Regions from separate parts of the Homo sapiens genome. Here region 2 is linked to region 1. A link is a loop called in an ENCODE intact Hi-C map of the cell type or tissue named here. Cell type or tissue: heart left ventricle. All regions are shown on one strand.

The links. A loop is a pair of places that touch in the nucleus more often than their neighbours do. Peaks named below come from ENCODE experiments on the same cell type or tissue, not always from the same donor. Only the 100,000 strongest peaks of a DNase experiment are listed, where the experiment ranks them.
Region 2: it touches region 1 in a loop (1.8-fold over the local background); 3 of 110 quality-filtered maps call a loop at or near these places.

The regions. Positions count from the first base shown.
Region 1 is chr4:41,508,186-41,510,685 of GRCh38, reverse strand. It overlaps a transcript of LIMCH1 not described here. Among named protein-coding and RNA genes, the nearest start is that of LIMCH1, 29 kb to the left of the region's middle. In heart left ventricle, no CTCF peak of the experiment used is centred here; a DNase peak (open chromatin) is centred at 1,157.
Region 2 is chr4:41,453,945-41,456,444 of GRCh38, reverse strand. It overlaps a transcript of LIMCH1 not described here. Among named protein-coding and RNA genes, the nearest start is that of LIMCH1, 83 kb to the left of the region's middle. In heart left ventricle, no CTCF peak of the experiment used is centred here; no DNase peak of the experiment used is centred here.

The DNA of each region.
Region 1 (2,500 bases):
ACCCGGGAGGCAGAGGTTGCAGCAAGCCGAGATCGTGCCAGTGCACTCCAGCCTAGGCGACAAGAATGAAACTCCATCTCAAAAAAAAAAAATCATTTATAAACTGGGTCCTTAGTAGGCTATTTAAGAAAAAGTCCACTCCTTCGAGTAACCAAAGGGAACATTCAGAACAGGTGAGGCAGAGATTTTGCACACTTCATCATGGGAAGCCAGCCCACCAAGCCTGACAGCCCATTAGAGACAATCAAAAAATGGATTATTAAGGAAATACAATTAGAGCTACTAAATCCTCTTAAATCTAAGCAAAGCCTAATCCAGCATGTAACCCCACAGGCAGGCAATGGGCTAGGCCAGTTTCTCATCTACCACATGAGCAGTCCACATTTAAACCAGTTGTTATATTTTCTTAAATTAATTGATCATTCTTAAAAATCTGTCAAAAATTTGTTCAGGAGGAGAAAGATTAGCCTGAGATTCAAGTCAGGAGAATTTTAATATTTATTAAGGAGCAGATTAATAGGATGAGGGAATTGCCACATGTTGAGGGAAGTGGTTCCAAGTGACAATTCTGCTAAAATAAGTTTCAAACACATTTCTAGGAAGCTTCAAAACAAACTCTGTAAATGCCCTACTGGGTCTGGGTCATATAAGACTATGTATTAGGAGAAAGGAAGTGACAAGGATCGTATAATTTTTAATGAACAGAATATTTACAAAGATGGATGAGCTTGAGAATATTCCAAAGGCAAGATGCTCAAGTGCACACAAGAGCTCCCAGAGTAGACTTTGTAATTGATGTCCAAAGAACAGTTTGAATGGAGACAGTACCCCTACTGTGCTGAGTCCCTCTTTTGAGTAGGAGCCAAGGGCTATTTATTTGGTGAGGATTCAAAAAAAGAGGCAACACTGGGGGCTCATTCTGCTCACCATGAGTCCTGCATATTCACCTTCCATGTTCTCCATCTGTTTTCATCTTTCTAACAGAAGCCTGTTGGGGATACTCAATTCTTGCCTAAGCCCCCACCTAAGCCAGGCCAATCTTCAAACAAAAAGCAGCTTTTTCACTGGAGATCTTTTTCAGAAAAGGAGCGGGTTGAAATGTCCTCACTTGAACTTAAAGGCTTAATGAGTCTTGGTGCCAAACAGCTGGAGACAGGCCAAGTCAGCGTGGCCAATTGTGATTTGGCAGAAGGACAAGGGAGAACCCTACATAGAAAGTCTATCAAATTCTTCCCAGTCTGCTAAGGCCAAAATCAGTAATGGAAAAAGGACCCAAGTTTGCTGAGATTGGAGCGAGCATCTGGGTTAGAGAGAGAGCTCTAGACAAAGAGTGCAAAGACACATTGTGCCCTACCACCTCGGGTCTCCATCTAATCATCTACAGAAGAGGGGTTGGAAGATCTAGGTTCACTGGGGTTGCTCTGAGGACTAAATAAGGGATTGGTTTGTGAATACTGAACAAAGCAATGGTGACCAGTAGGGACCAGTCTAAAGTCATCAATAACTGGGGTGACCATATATCCCAGTTAGCTGAGGTCAGTCCCAGCTTCCACTTGTTCCAGCATCTCATCTGGTTAATACCCCCTTTCGCTCTGAACAGTGTCTCAGTTTGAATGACAGGTTGTATTGTTGCTCTACTAATCAGCCATTGGGTCATACTAATCTCATCTCTTTACCAATGTTTCAGAAAATGATTGCATGTGTACTTTATATTACACAAGGTCTCTAACAATAGCTGTTGGAATGATACACAAACATGAGCTAGACCTAAAACAGTTAGGTGGAATCATGATCAGTTGACTGGCAGTTCCCAGAGATACATATTAATTGTTAAAAGTCTCCAGTCCTTCCTTCTGCAAGCAAGGCAGGCCTTTTCTGAGGTTTTGCTCAAACTGATATCTACTGGGGACATACAATACAAGTCACCTCCACCTTCTTAAAAGTCTTCTTAGCCCTCTTGGTTTCCATGACCTCACAGTCTCCTGGGTTTCCTCTCATCTCTCTGATAGCTCTTTTGTGAGCTTCTCTTTCTCCCACCCATGACCCAGGGGAGACACTTCCTCAAACTGAGACCTCCTTCTGCGGCTCTTTCCTAATGTGGCCTTTCCCTCAGAGAGGCTTCCATATCTCATAGCTTAACCCTGATGTCCGACAATGGCTCACAAATCCAACTTGAGCAAGTTGAATGCATCGTCTCACCTCTAAGAGCCAGGCCCTCATCCCCAACAGCCTACAGGACTCTGGTCCTGGGTGGCTTGTCCATATCCCGAACTCATCCTGCCCAAACTAAAACCATGACCTCTCCAACAAACAGAGGAGCCTTTCTGGCTTGTATCAGGACCCCACTCAACTGAAACACCAAAATTATTTTTTGTCTTTTCTTTCATTCATCACTATACTCTACCAGGTGCTGCTGATTTCTTCAAAATCCTCTTCATTTCCATTGCTCTTGGGAATCAAACCACCAAATCCTTATATGGCTTGCAAGGCCCTGCACAAT
Region 2 (2,500 bases), 54 kb after region 1:
TTAGTTGCTTAAGACAAGGCATATTACTTGGTGTACCCAGGGAATTTGCAATTGCTCTTTTGGGCATGAAAACATCACACACATGCACACGCACACACCCAAAACAATCAAACATAATAAGAAAAATGAGAAAATTTGCATCAAAGATGCAAATAAAACTATCCAGGGTGAGGCCAAAAACAAAAATTGACATAAACCTAAAATTTAAGCTGTGTGAGAAATATAAACCTAGCCATGTTTCTGGAAAATGGCCATTAAAGCTCATGCAGCTATGGAGTCGTAAGTTTTACAACCTCAGTAGGCCAAATCGTCTCACTGACAAACTCACTATTGCCATCAAAGATACTGATCCAGCTGTTTCACTGGTATTACAAGAACTCATGCAGGCAAAAACAAACAAACAAAACAAACAAACAAAAAAAAGTGTGTCTCACATCCAGGAGTTAAATAAAATTGGAAATAAAAGAATGTTGAAATGCAAATTCACTAACCAGGTAAGTAATTTTACTAGTCATTTTAAAGGAACAAGAGATTTCTTATGTGTTAGTATCAAGTCAGAAGGTACCACCATTGGATATCTTGTCTGAGGTCGAAGAGTCTTTCTTTAACAACAGGTTAATGTAACTACCATGATTAACAAGACTCTTGACATTACAGACTAACTACAGCAGTAACAATTTAGGATTTGAATAAGTCACCAAACTCAAAACATTAAATTAACTTGTGCGCTGAGTCGAAGCAACTAAATGCAGAGGTCCTCATCAGCATGTTTGCCATACAGCTGTTTTATTTGGGTTTTTTTGTTTTTTGTTTTTTTGTTTTTTGAGTCATTTTAGGCAGCGTATGAAATAACTCTAGCAGACAACTCAATAAATGATGCCAACCACCTGGAAATAGCTGAGCGTTTAAGCCACATTCTTAGAAGCTGATTAGAAAGAAACAATGAAAGAGCATCTGCAGCTGACCTTGCACCCAGCAGGATGAAAGCAGCGTCCTCTTCAAATACCCATTCTGACTTGTAAAAACCCAGCTGAGCAGTGTTTCTCCCCACTCCATACAATCCAGCCCCACCCTCTCTGCCCCTGGACTGTTTCCAAACTAATCACTCCTGGCTCACCCCTCTCCTTTTAGAGTTAAGGGGAACACACCCAGATGTGGTCAACCAGAATTTGCTCACAATATTGTTTGATACATTAAATAACAAATCATCCTTTTATCTAAAGCCATACTTTTAAACACTATAATTGATAGCAGCCTCCCTTTCTTCATTTCAGAATGATCTGCTATTGTTTTCCTTTTAATCTGGAAAAGTTGCATTCTAGAGAATCAACTACACATAAATATTTATAATACTCAAACCCATAGAGAAATACAGTACATTTTATGACTGTATCTATGGTATTCATGTCAATAACCCCAACTAATCAGTCAAAGAAGCATGTCTTCATGAAATTTGACCACACAAACACACACACACACACACACACACACACACACACACACATGTACGCATACAAGCACAGCTATAAAACTCTCAGGTATACATTTTCTGTGCCATCAAAGCATTTAATGCAGAATCAGAGAAGGTCAGGATTTCGATCTCTCATCTTCTCACCACTGAGCATTGGATTGCCCTTAAACCATACCTACCATGCATTGAAAACAGCCTAATAATCAGATCAGATTCACAAGTGCTTTCTAGAAAATAGCTTGCTGTGAATGTTGACGTGCCCTGCATAGCTTGCGTCTCTGCTTTATCTTTTAGCAATAGCTGTGAAATGTGCACTGCCACTAGATACACTACTTTGACACATACTCAGGGGACTGTTTGAATGCTACAGATTTCTCCCAGAGCTTGGGGAAACACACCAGGAGGGGTGCGGCATCCTCCAGCACAGAACGAACAGCTGGCCACACCTACTCTCAAATATGCAGTAGTTTAGCTCCCAGATGCACATTCTCTCTCTCTCCCTCTCTCTCTCTCTCTCTCTCTCCCCCTCATCATCCACCCATTTGAAAAACACTCCATTTTTATTAATTTCCATTAGCAAACATAAAATTTTTTTCAGAGTGCAAGTGGAAGTCTTTAAACAATTTCTTTACCAACTAATGAAACAGAAATCATTTTAGTTTAATAAAACAGTGATCAAAGAGAATCACTTGGCTGTTTAATTTACGCATTCCCTTATTTACCAGATTTTATCCCAGTCCTGGAAGAGATTTACATTGTAGCAGTGGATAAAAACATTACATGTGCATGTAACTGCTAATGATGGTGAGGGTCATGAAGGGAGCATGAAGGCACTTACGGGAGAGAATGTGGTGAGGGTGGGGGGCATTGAAAGAGAATAACAGGGCACAGGGAGATTGATTGACATGAAGTAGGAGGGGAGGACCAGATAGGCTTCTCCAAAGCAGTGATATTTAAACTTAGATAGGAAGGATGACTTGGTGTTGACCAGAGTAAGAGTGTTGGAGGAGGCGGGGCAAGGAGAGAAGG